Regions from separate parts of the Homo sapiens genome. Here all the other regions are linked to region 1. Evidence: chromatin contacts called from ENCODE Hi-C or POLR2A ChIA-PET data. All regions are on one chromosome and are shown on one strand. Each heading gives the region's core, a stretch centred on a gene start or an enhancer-like site at or near the end of the contact. The rest is flanking DNA. Distances are from core to core; before and after follow the strand shown. Region 1 overlaps THADA (THADA armadillo repeat containing). Region 2 overlaps THADA (THADA armadillo repeat containing). Region 3 overlaps THADA (THADA armadillo repeat containing).

What was found. Hi-C counts contacts between places; a loop is a spot of excess contacts on that map. ChIA-PET counts read pairs that join two places held with the same protein, here RNA polymerase II (POLR2A). Pooled maps may share reads with other maps.
Region 2: a loop to region 1 is called in a pooled map, with 11 times the contacts of the local background. The contact joins two enhancer-like sites. A Hi-C loop is called at or near these places in 1 of 37 single-sample maps with no recorded cell type and 11 of 50 pooled maps. POLR2A ChIA-PET finds 5 or more read pairs at or near these places in 6 of 52 experiments (AG04449, K562, MCF 10A and 3 more).
Region 3: a loop to region 1 is called in a map of HepG2, with 9 times the contacts of the local background. The contact joins two enhancer-like sites. A Hi-C loop is called at or near these places in 2 of 168 maps with a recorded cell type or tissue (HepG2 and PC-9), 1 of 37 single-sample maps with no recorded cell type and 7 of 50 pooled maps. POLR2A ChIA-PET finds 5 or more read pairs at or near these places in 3 of 52 experiments (GM12878, MCF 10A and activated naive CD4-positive, alpha-beta T cell).

Annotation. Positions count from the first base shown.
Region 1 is chr2:43,425,301-43,429,667 of GRCh38, forward strand. It overlaps THADA (THADA armadillo repeat containing), which reads right to left. Exons shown (of 38, transcript NM_022065.5): 28 at 2,800-2,931. Among named protein-coding and RNA genes, the nearest start is that of THADA, 170 kb to the right of the region's middle. RefSeq lists enhancers at 678-757, 796-1,995, 1,150-1,239, 1,260-1,319. Within about 2 kb of position 1,336, at least 24 of the 41 ENCODE cell types and tissues checked have a DNase peak (open chromatin) inside an H3K27ac peak, as active enhancers do; they include PC-9, where a contact is called at or near this core.
Region 2 is chr2:43,539,118-43,543,387 of GRCh38, forward strand. THADA (THADA armadillo repeat containing) reads right to left here. Exons shown (of 38, transcript NM_022065.5): 21 at 2,042-2,199. Among named protein-coding and RNA genes, the nearest start is that of THADA, 55 kb to the right of the region's middle. Within about 2 kb of position 2,299, at least 16 of the 41 ENCODE cell types and tissues checked have a DNase peak (open chromatin) inside an H3K27ac peak, as active enhancers do.
Region 3 is chr2:43,310,987-43,315,502 of GRCh38, forward strand. The region is part of intron 31 of THADA (THADA armadillo repeat containing); the gene reads right to left. Among named protein-coding and RNA genes, the nearest start is that of LINC01126, 86 kb to the left of the region's middle. Within about 2 kb of position 2,590, at least 8 of the 41 ENCODE cell types and tissues checked have a DNase peak (open chromatin) inside an H3K27ac peak, as active enhancers do; they include PC-9, where a contact is called at or near this core.

The DNA of each region.
Region 1 (4,367 bases), core at 86-2,585:
TGGTCTACTTCCTACTGACTTCTCTGCTCAGAACACTTTCTTTCTTGTTTTCTGCATTCCTGGGTCAAAATCTACTTCTTAATAAATTCCTTAAACTGCCTAACCAATTTTAATAAGCTACTACTGTCTAGCTTGTTAAAATTGTATGTGTGTGTGTGTGTGTGTGTGTGTGTGTGTGTGTGTGTGTGATGGTATTAAATTTAATATCCCAAGTTTAATTTTGCTACTCAAAATGTGATCTACAGACCAGCAGCAGTGGCATTATCTGGAAGACCATTTGGAAGTCGGACTCTCAGGCCTCACCTCAGATTTACTGAAATCAGAATTTATATGATAGCCAAGTGATATGTTTACATCTTAAAGTTTTAGAAACACTGTTCTATAACACACATGGACAGTCAATAAGTCAGAGCCTAGGCTCTGTACTTAAGGAATCAAGGGTGGTGCTTCTGCTTACAGGACATTTTGCTTACAGTGACTCTCAGAAGATGTGTTATCACCCTCATTTGCAAGTTGAGGAAATTGAGGTTCAGAGAGCAAGCAAGGCAGTTACAGAGCTACAATTTGAACCCAAGAGTGCAGGGCTTGTCAAGAGTGATAGATGTGCTCTTTCTGTTACACCAAAATAACCTTGTATTTTGGTTGGTGGCACTTCTGCTGTTGGTGATGTTCTATGAATCTACTTCATAAAGCACCTTACTTACTGGAAGAAAGCAACTACAACCGCAGCATTTTCTTTCACTGGAAGAACAGACTGATTGCAAACTTCTTACTTTGTATTTTTAGAGGTTAACAAATGATGCCCTAAGTACACTGGCTTCAAAGCAATATTTAAATTTTCTATATTAATGCAATCTTTGTTTTATATAATGGATACTTTGAATATAATGAGTAGTATCAGCATTCTGATTATATGTAAACTAAGCAACATTTTGGAAAGGTACTTTCAGGTACCACTGAAAGGTACTTTCAATGTAGTAATTTATTATTTCTAGGATGCAATGAACAACAGACTGAGTAGTAAAAAGCTTCCACAAATTCAATGTTCTTAAGACAGAGCACAGGTTCTAAAGCAAATCTCTGTTTCTAATGTAAACTGCAATTCTGTGCACATGCCTTTCCTCCTTGCATCAACTTTCTGAAAACATTTCTTAGTTCTTTCCACTTATTCATGAAAGAACAATTTTTAAGGCCCCTGAAAGTAAAATTTACCACCCAAATTCCTAAAATGAATCACCAAATGCCAGATGAAGGAGACTGGTAACTTTGTATATCAGGAAACAAAAACCAGTCTGCCTGAGTCATCTCTGTGATCAAAGATAACACAGCCACAGCCAAGGCTTGGCGCAAACAAATAGCTCTGCAAGCGCATGCCAGAACCTCATGTTTAATGGTTTTCTCACATTAAAATGCATAAGTCAGCTCTGTGAAACAAGGAAGTGAAACCTAGGACACTACATACATAAGAAATACTCTCTTGAGTTTGGTTTCTTACCCTTCTGCTCCAAATCCACTTCAATTTTTGGTAGAAACACAAAAATGAAGGTACTGTTTTGTCAAGAGCTAAGCAGAAAGGTAATAGCTAACTAATATGATAGGCTTCTGAAAGGTTTCATGAGAAAATTTTAATACTTCTTGGAGGCCTACATATTTAGGCCTTTGATCCAAAATGAACAAAGTAATCAGAAGACGGCAAATGCCTGAAAAGATGTAACACAAGAAGTGGTAATAGGCTCTAAAAGAAGAGAACCCTGTTATATTATTTCATGAATACTCTATATTCATGGCTTTTTTCAGGTACTACAAACGTAAAAGAGAAGACGAGTGGGAATTCATGCCACATGGCATTACCATTTACATGCCACCCATTGCACCGGCTCGCAGACTCTTCCAGAGTGAAGAGGCAGATGTCCTGACATCCTCTCGAACCCGTGGACAGAAGATACATACCAGAACCAAGCCTGCTCCGTGCTAGCCAGGCTCAACACAGGAATAACGCAAACATGGGGCTATGTCTTTCAAAAGGAGTATCTCCTATCAACACCATCCACCTGCCTTGGAGCAGACAGGGCTCAAAGAAAACATTACTTACACAGGTTCTAATGAGATCCTGTACCCACAATATAAGCACCTTACTCTGAAACACTGGGGGCAATGGCAGGAAAACCCAGGCCTCTGCTTTCACAAGACCCCTCCCAAAGTTTGTGTGTGTGTGTGTGTGTGTGTGTGTGTGTGTATACAAGTTATATATATATACACGCACACACACAATAGTTATATACAAAAGTTTTACATATAATATATATAATAGTTATATATATAATAGTTTTTAATATATACAATAGGTTTACATATATAAAAAAATATATAATATGGCCGGGCGCGGTGGCTCATGCCTGTAATCCCAGCACTTTGGGAGAATGAGGTGGGCGGATCACAAGGTCAGGAGATCGAGACCATTCTGGCTAACACAGTGAAACCCCATCTCTACTAAAAATACAAAAAATTATCCAGGCGTGGTGGCGGGTGCCTGTAGCCCCAGCTACTCCGGAGGCTGAGGCAGAAGAATGGCGTGAACCTGGGAGGGGGAGCTTGCAGTGAGCCGAGATCGCGCCACTGCACTCCAACCCAGGCGACAGAGCGAGACTCCGTCTCAAAAAACAAACAAACAAACAAATAATATATATATATAAAATATATATGATATATATAAAATAGTTTCTGAAATAAGAAGAAGATAAAATATTCCCGTAAAACTCCCACGCCAACCTAGACAATTTCTACACAGCATGACACTACCTCATAATGAAGGGAACAAAAGGTCCCATGCTGAGAGCAGAAGAAGTACCATCCATCGGGGAAGCGTAGAGTCTCTCCAACACCAAAAGTAAGAGAAACATGCTTGGATGACGATTTGGTTCTCCCATATCACTGAAACAACAATTATTACACATGAAAGATTTCACATTTAGGTAGTGAAGCACTCCTCCTTCAAACATTTTTCTCATGAAATAATTATGTATATGGCCGGGTGCGGTGACTAATGCCTGTAATCCCAGCACTTTGGGAGGCCGAGGCGGATGGATCACGTGAGGTCAGGAGTTCAAGACCAGCCTGGCCAATACAGTAAAACCTCATCTCTACTAATACAAAAAACTAGCCGATGTGGTGGCGCATGCCTGTAATTCCAGCTACTCGGGAGGCTGAGGTGGGAGAATCACTTGAACCTAGGAGGCGGAGGTTGCAGTGAGCCAAGATCACGCCACTGCACTCCAGCCTGGGTGACACAGTGAGACTCCATTTCAAAAACAAAATTATGTATATGAAGTGAGACTCCACAATCAAGGGGATAGTTTTCCTTTTTTCTTTTTTTTTTCTACGTTCACTTCTTATCTCCCAAATGTGCATCATAAGAAAAAACTACTAGCAAAACAGGGAAATGGGCTTTCGTACAGGATCCTCTTCTCAAAGCTTATCATTTACATAATTAGAGTACGCTATTTTGATTAGAACTGTTCCTACAGTAGAGACGTGCCTGTTCCACAGTATGAAATGTGAAACTTTCAACATCCAAATGTATTTAAGAAAGCATGAATAGTCACTAAAGGCCAGAAAAGCACATTAGCATAAACTACTAATGTGAGCAAATGCATCATAACCAGAAGTAAAATTCATTACTTTTATTTTCTAATTATAAACAATTAGTGTACATTCATACCAAGTGCAAAATTATAGGAAAAATACAAAAGACATGCTTTATGATGTCCATACTAAAAATTCCACTACCAGCTTCAGAATGTGTGTGTGTTTTTTTTTTCTTTTTTTGAGACGGAGTATTTTTCTGTCACCCAAGCTGGAGTGCAGTGGCAAGATCTCAGCTCACTGCAACCTCTGCCTCCTGGGTTCAAGTGATTCTCCTACCTCAGCCTCCCAAGTAGCTGGGATCACAGGTGCGCACCACCAGCCTGGCTAATATTTGTATTTTTAATAGAGACAGGGTTTCGCCATGCTGGCCAAGCTGGTCTTGAACTCCTGACCTCAGGTGATCCACCTGCCTTGGCCTCCCAAAGTGCTGGGATTACAGGTGTGAGCCACCACACCAGCCAGAATGTGATTTTTAAGACAATGGTGAACTATAAGACTGGAAAGCCCTCGTAATGGCTTTGCTCTGTGTTTCCAAGAACACTGGCCATTTCTGCTCAGGTAGACAAGAACCATTTCTGAACACAAGTGATCATATTAGTCAGCTAATCGCTATAGTTTCACAATGGTAAGTTGCAACAAGCCAGTAATAAAAAATGACAGGTATGCATAAAGCAAACTCAATATGTAAACACAGATTTTTTTAAAAATAGGAAGAAAATAAT
Region 2 (4,270 bases), core at 1,049-3,548, 110 kb after region 1:
ACATTCTCCCCTCTAACTAGGGTTGCATTCTGCCTGCAAGTCACTTCACTGCCTCCGTGTATTCAGACGGCAGTCACATTCACCTAAGGCTTGACTCTTAAACTCATAGTTTTACCACTAGGCACAGATCTAGCTTTGCCAGGGCAACTATGCTCTTGGAAGGGTGTACCTCAGGTGTGGCCCAGCCATTCCAATGTAAATGATGTTCTTCTCTGTCATTTATATTTTTAACTCTTAAAGGTTTTAAGCACATGTAAGTATATTTAATTATTATTAATTTAAAGGAAGTTCATGGGGCAAAAGGTTATGTTTAAAAGCAGGAATTCTCCAGTAATGTAAATAACACTAATTTCTTGATGACTTTGGATTTTTATTGACTCCTAAACTGAGACATTTCTTTAGCTAAAGTCAGCAATACGAAGAATCAAGTTTTTCATAGGGGACGGGGTTCCAGTGTTAGAACACTGCTATTACATATACAGTTCATCGCTCATTCAGTCATCAGTTTCTTCTCACGCCTATGTATGTGAGGTTACCATGTGAATGGCAACATAGAAAAATGACTGGACCTCATTACAACGGAAACTAATGTTTTACAGAAAAACAGTCAGGATCTTATTTTTTATTTAAGCAGTCACTGGAAGAATTCTTTGGTTTATAAGAACCTGTCTTTTTGTGATAATTGTTTTTTTTTTTAACAAACATCTCTTATTTTACATTAATTCCCAATTTTAACACGGCTGTCGCACACAAATTAAATACATAAGATTTGGGTGCTATGTGAAAAGTGTCAAGGCAAAATAATGTTCATAGGAAGCTTTCACGTCTTAGTTACAGTAAAAGCAAAATACACTTCCCTTAATTTGTTTTTTAAACACTACCCAACAAACCCAAAAAACTAAATGTTTTAACTTGTCCTTGGAAAGAGAAGTTGGGAAATCAAAGGCCTCTAGCACATGTTTACTTCTTAGCAAGATGGTGAACATCAGTGAAGTAATCATTAATCATAGCTGGATTCCTCAGCAAAGATGTTGGCATTGGCACTACAGCCAGTCACCAGCAATGACTGCAAGTAACTCTAGGACACTGACGCCTATTTGATTTGGAAGAGAATAAGGAACATAATGATGCCTGAAATGTCCTGTGCGCCTTTGCCTTTCTTCATCTCAAGGCCTTGCAACATCACAAGCGCAGCTGTTAACCAGATGCATGCAACATAAGCCACAGAGTGTGAGAAAAAAAGTATTAGCATTATTTCCATGGAACTAGTCATGTGGTTATTATAGAAATAATCAGCATTAGCATACTACAATATTTGTTTTGTTCTTGAATTGTAACACCCTAGGGAAAAAGTTGCCTTTATTTTTAAAAAGTTAAAAATGAAAGTACATGTTATATATCTTTGCTGAAAAATGGTGGGAAATGGATTTGTCAAAACCATATGGAAAGGAAGAGGGAATCAATTAAAAACAGAAATCTAATAAATCTAAAATATTTCCAAATGAAATGCTTGTGGTAAGCTAACTTCTTGTAAACACCGCACTCAAGTCACTTGAACAGTCCCAGATGGTGAACTAACTTTGTGGTCTTAAAACAAAAGTCAGCCAAAAAAACCAAGACTACAACTTTATTATCAATGCAGTGGGAAACATGAGATCCATAATCAACCAACATGTTACTTTTTTTCTTTCCAAAATTTAAGAGATTTGTGGAGTTTTACTAAATAAGACAATTTTAAGCTAAAGTTTAAGTCTGTGTATGTGAAATGGAGAAATAAAAATTAGAGATAAAACTACAGTTAAAAGTGAGGTAAAATCTACAGTTATTTATATACCTTAGAAAAAATTTCTAAAAATGCCACAGTTTTGAAATGTATTATAAAGTCTAACATTCTAAATTACCATGAACTTTCTTCAGTTAACATTTGTATGATTTTATTCAAGAAAAATTTTAAACCTTTTTTTAGAGTTGGGTTATAAAAAAAAAAGTGATTTATGCGTTGACCAGAAATTATACATGGTGGAATAAACATGTGCCTTACCTGCTCCACCGTCAATAATCCATCAGAAGATTCTGGCACAGGCTGCATGGGCAGAAGCTGGCACAACATGCCTAAAAGTAAAGCAACTTCCTTCATACTTCTCCAACAACATACCAGCACCATCTGCGCAGTTACATCACATGTTTTTACTTCTTTACCTTAAACAAAAAAAAACACAACGATTGCAACCTTGATTACTCATATCCCAGGTTTCTAAAAACAAGCTTATTCATAATTTCCCCAAGAATAATCTGCTTGAACAAACCCGATTTGTCATGTTATATTTACTCAGAAGGAAAGAAGCTAACATTTGTCGAGCATGTGTTATGAGAAGAAATCATGCTAAGTTTTTTTTTTTTTCTTTTTTGGAGACAGGGTCTCGCTCTGTCACCCAGGCTGGGGTGCAGTAGCATGCTCATGGCTCACTGCAGCCTTGACCTCCCAGGCTCATGCAATCCTTCTACTTCAGCCTCCCTAGTAGCTGGGACTACAGGTATGCGCCACCACACCCAGTTAATTTTTGTATTTTTTTGTAAAGACAGGGTTTCACCACATCACCTCCTGGACTAAAGCAATTCTCTCGCTTGGGCCTCCCAAAGTGCTGGGATTATAGACATGAGCCACCATGCCAGGCCCAGTATTTTAATTTATTATTTTCAAATTAAATTTTAAAATAAAACACAATATTGTTCCAAAACTTGTTTAATCTTTAATTTCCAAAGATTAAACAAACTCTGCCTCTCTGTCATAAAGTATGATATGGATGACTATAATAAATACACTCCTTATTTATTTTGGTGAGCATGACTGTTGCATTAGTAAAGGAGTAGAATATAACTTTTAAAATCAAAGGAAAATACAAATTATCTTTCAAAATATATTTAATTCCCATGGCCAATAAGCTATAATTAGCCTTACTTACTCTCTTATTCTAGTTTTAGGAGTATTTTTGGTACTGATATTTTTTTAAAATCCAAGATGAACTATTATATTAAATAAAAGAGCACGCTGACAAAATGGTACTTATAGGGTAACCTCATTTGTGTTTTTATTTAAAAAGCCCAATGCATTAAATGGGTAAGTGTACATACACATAAACATATAAAATAAGTACAAAATAATATATTGCACTAAAGAAGGAAGACATGGAATTGGAGAGGAAACCTTGGAGGAATTTAATTTGTTTTTAATTCATATGTACCTCTGTTGTTTGAAACTATTACAATAGGCTATAATTACATTTATACATTATTTTGTGTAATTTAAAAATTTAAGTGTGGAGATAATTTTTTGCAAGACAATATCCCCACCTAGTGGAGAATGTAGAATATGTAATACATCACTAAGAAATTGCTGCTTCTGATGACGTTTTACAGCACTGCAGAAAATTCAGTAACAACTAATGATCAAACAAGATGTAAGAACTCGAATTCTGGAAGCTTGACACAACAAAGCAGCTCCCATTTTACTAATAAGGTTTGTTTCCTTTAAAAGCCTGCTTGACTTTAAGAACTCTCACAGCAGACAATGAACCACATTGCTGGGAGAAGTTGATTGCTGCCCAAACCCAGGTTCATTATATAGCACTGCTCTTATATCACCTGGGCTGTCAAGGCAGGTTTTATCACTCCAAGGCTTTCTGTTCTAACAGCTTGTTCGCTGCACAACAGCACCTAATAGGCTGGTGAAAGTCTTCTTTAATTTAATTTAATTTTATTATTATTATACTTTAAGTTTTAGGGTACATGTGCACAATGTGCAGGTTAGTTACATATGTATACATGTGCCATGCTGGTGTGCTGCACCCATTAACTACTCATTTAGCATTAGGTATATCTCCTAAAGCTATCCCTCCCTCCTCCCCCCTCCCCCCACCCCACAACAGTCCCCAGAGTGTGATGTTCCCCTTCCTGTGCCCATGTGTTCTCATTGTTCAATTCCCACCTATGAGTGAGAATATGTGGTGTTTCGTTTTTTGTTCTTGCGATAGTTTACTGAGAATGATGATTTCCAATTTCATCCATGTCCCTACAAAGGACATGAACTCATCATTTTTTATGGCTGCATAGTATTCCATGGTGTATATATGCCACATTTTCTTAATCCAGTCTATCATTGTTGGACATTTGGGTTGCTTCCAAGTCTTTGCTATTGTGAATAGTGCCGCAATAAACATACATGTGCATGTGTCTTTATAGCAGCATGATTTATAGTCCTTTGGGTATATAC
Region 3 (4,516 bases), core at 1,340-3,839, 110 kb before region 1:
GTTAACATGGTGAACTCCTGTCTCTACTAAAAATACAAAATTAGCCAGGTGTGGTGGCACATGCCTGTAATCCCAGCTACTTGGGAGGCTGAGGCAGGAGAATCGCTTGAAACCGGGAGGCGGAGGTTGCAGTGAACCGAGATCGTGCCATTGCACTCCAGCTTGGGCAACAAGAGCGAAACTCCGTCTCAAAAAAAAAAAAGAGACAACTCACTTAAAAATGCGCAAAGGATCTGAAGAGACCGTTCTTTGAAGATATATAAATGACCAACTAGCACTAGAAAAGATGCTCAAACTCATTAGTCATTAGGGAAATGCAAATCAAAAGCACAATTAGATCCCAGCACTAGGATGGCTATTAATAAAACAGATGGACAGTAAGAGTTGGTAAGGATATTGAGAAACTGGAAACTTCATACACTGGTGGTAAAAATGTAAGATGGTTGCAGACTCTTTGGAAACAATTTAGCAATTCTTCAAAAAGTTAAACTTAGAGTTGGCATATGGCCCAGACATTCCACTTCTAGGTAAATACCCAAGAGAATTGAAAACACAGGTCCCAGCAAAAACTTGCCCATGAATGCTCATAGCAGCATTATTCATAACAACCCAAAAGTGAAAACAACCCAAATGTCCATCAAACTGATGAATGGATAAACAAAATGTGATATCTATATACTGGAATATTATTCAGCCATAAAAAGAACAAAATGACCAACATGGATGAACCTTCAAAACATGTTAAGTGAAAGAATCCACACATGAAAGGCCACAAAGGTATGATTCCATTTACATGAAATATCTTAAATAGACTTTCAAAAACTACTTGCATAAAAATTTAACTGACATGGGCAACTACTTTCAGATTATCTGTGATGTGCAGCTGGAGCTGGGAAAGGCAGGAACAGAGAACACTGAAACCACAGATGTGGCCGGTCATGGTGGCTCATGCCTGTAATCCCAGCACTTTGGGAGGCCGAGGCAGGAGGGCTGCTTAAGCCCAGAAGTTTGAGACCAGCCTAGGCAACAAAGGGAGACCTCTCTCTACAAAATAAAAAATTAAAAACAAAAACAGAAAAACCACTAGGTTGGCATAGTGGCATGCGCCTGTGGTCCCAGCTACTCAGGAGGCTGAGGCAGGAGGATCACTTGGGCCCATGAGGTTGAGGCTGCAGCGAGCCATGACTGTGCCACTGCACTCCAGCCTGGGTGACAAAGCTGCAAAAAAAAAAAAAAAAGAAATCACAGATGTTCTGAGACCCTAGTTGTTGACTAGAACGGTATTTCACTCCTGGGATGAAAATGTGGGTAGAAGGTTTCATGACACGGTTCTGCCACAGACACAACTCTCACATTATATGAGGCCTTTAACTTTGGTCACAGAAATGGACGGTGAATAAGGAGTCAGGAAAGCTCACCCTTTTCACTAACCAGCTGTGTAACCTTGGGTAAGTCACTTAAATTGCTATGATCTCTAAACTAAATTTCTAAAGAATTGTGGGCCTCTGTACTCAGCGCAAGGTTTGGAATTAACAGAGTAAACACCACGTTAACCTAGCAATCTAATAACATACCCTATATTATTCTGACTTCTGAAAGACAGCTAGGAAACATCTGTTATTTTAGAAGCTCACTGTTCCCTGGGAAAGATAATTTTGGCACAAGCAGCAGTTCAGATGACAGTTCCAGTGTTTTGGGGAAAACCAACTAATTTATTGACAACAAAGCCTGTTTTTTTTTTTTTTTTTTCCTCCTCCTTAAAATTTCATAGCTATAGGCCCAGAAATACAAAGTCCCCAGAAGACTCTAAAAATATGTTCTCAATTCCTTTTTATTTCCCACCCAGAGCTGAGAAAACAGCACCAACTGTGTCATATTAAACACATCTGCATCCAACACTGATAAAGTGCATGACCGAGGAACAGATAAGAATTGTTTTCAATTTGTTAAAATGGAAATAGTTAAATTTAACCTAATTAGACTAAATAATCAAAGCAGGTGTTTGTAAGATGCCAGTGTTTGTTTTCATTCTCTGTAACTGTTCAGCTATATTTCCCAGGAACTTAGGTAAAGGAAATTAATATGTCATAAAAATCACTGACCTATTTATTCATGTCACATATGTATTATTCATGTTTTAGGCAGTACAAATACAGGGCATTGTTGAACATTTCTCACAGATTTTACCATTTAAGCATCATCAACATCTAAGCTGGCCTGCAGAGGGGCTTATGTTACCTAACTTCCATTATATAAATACAAGCAGTAATAAATGAGAGCCTGTCTTCTAATCGTACACTGATCTACAGAGCGCACTGACTTGGCATTTAGACTATTTAGGGTTTCTGACTCCACTTGCACAAGCTGGTCACTTTTAAGACATTTAAAAGAAAAATAATAACAATAATAAAAGTTATATTCCAGTTAAAACAAAATGTTTATTGCACTTGGCAGAGTGATGAGATCTGAACTATAAATATCAACTAACAAAGAAACCACAAAATGTAGTCACCAGCAGCCTGGTATTAGGAAGTGTTTTGTGCAGTGGCCATAGGTCCACTTTCCAAGGGAAAAAGGGCAGGTGGCTGCCCGGGAGCAGTCAAGCGTGCTCTTTCTAATAACACGCTCCAGTCCTGGGTAGGCTCTCGTATTATTCCACACACCCTCAGGATGGGAAACAGAAACACAAGCAAGAAAGGCCCCATAAAAGCCTGTGACGTGGAAGCTCCTGAAAAGGGGGTCCCTTCTCTGTGGCCTGGGCATTCTGCAGCAGGGACAGAAGCCTGGGAAGTTGAGTCCACGAAGAGGGTTCTCGGACTCCCTTCCCTAAGCGAGTGACTGATGTTTCCTGACTCTGGCCCTGGTTGTGCCGTGAGGCCACAGTGAGGGCAGCTGGAGAGCTCAGGATCTGCCACCTTAGCACACATGGGATGTTAGGCACTTCTCGCTATGCCTCAGTTTCTGTGGTCTCATGAAGGAACATTAGTACTTTCTTCATTAATGCACATAAAATGCTTGGCAGTGCTTGGCATAGAGATAGATGCTCAATAAATGTTGGCCACTATTATTATAGCCCCCTACAAACAAGGAGGATGAGATTGAAAACAATGTTTCCTAAAAATGAGGGTATAATGGGCATCCTATCCATATTTCAGGGGTAGGAAAACAGCCTTCTGAGATCATTTATATGAAGGGTATGGATGGACAAATCCTTATCAGCCTAAAATATTCCTATCTATGATTGCTATGTCATTTCTTTAGGATTAATCAATCCTCTTCATGAGTCATATTTCAATATATTACACATACACATAATTATAAAAGAACCAAGTTGCATAAAATTTATAAAATGGAGACTAGGAAAGGAAAAACCCGCTCATAAAACCCAACAAGAGAGCTTAAAATGAAAGTCTGAAAGTGCAGGTAGGTATTTGTTTAAATACTTGGTAAAAGAAAATGTTCAATTCAGTAGCTGTGACAGACACAATTTTAAGGGGTGTGGGCATAAGAGAAACAGAAAGTCCATCTGTCAAAGGGGTAAATATTTAGTCAAGTCTTAGATAGTATTTCTGTAAACAGAAATTTCAATGGAAAATTTCCAACCTGAGAGCAAATAATTTAAGATGGGTTTAATATAAGAATTAAAGCTCTCGTCTCCATGTCGCTGCCCAGCCTGAGACCCAGCCCTCTGAGTCCTTGTGGCAGTTCGGCTTTTTCTTTCTTGTTCCCTCAACTACAACTGGACACTATAATTTTCTTTCCATTCCAGCAGGAAACTGATATATACTAACGATGACAGCTGGATTCAGAAGAGGAAAAAGAACACAGGGGACAGAGAGTCCTTGTGGGTTTAAAACTCAAAACAAAACCCCCAGATTTGAAAATTTTAAAACCTAGTTAATGGCTGAGGAAACCTCAAATGATTGGGAAGCACTATGATAAAAGTTTGAATTACATAAAACACATCATTATCTTAAGCTTTTCTAATAATCTTCTCTGCCTTTCTCCTTCACTGTTTTTCTCCTTGTTTATGCCCCTAGCCCTTCAACGTGGTTCTAAGACATGTCAGAGGTAGGAACAGCCTTCCAAGGCCATTTACAGAATAGGACTGGAGAGGGGATGAGCAGATGCTCCTCCATCCAAAAAAGTTTCCCTGAAATTGTTATTACTTCATTTCCTTTGGAATAATCAATCCCTTTCAAGATTCATATTTAAATACATTTAATTTAAACATATGTATATACACATAATGAAACAGAATTATGTTTCATAAAATTAGTAAAATAGAAAATAAGAGAAGGAATCTCCCCTGTAATCCCACCATTCTAAAATAATTCCTTTTACCATAGCGCTGGCTTTCATTCTAGTCTGTTCCTCCATTCCCCACTCCCTACCTCCCAAACCCCTAATATTGATTATCAAAATGGCTGGGCAAAAGCAAAGTGAATGCATCTCCAGTTACATTCTTTTTTTTTCTTTTTTTTCTTTTTTTTAGAGACAGGATCTTGCTCTGTCA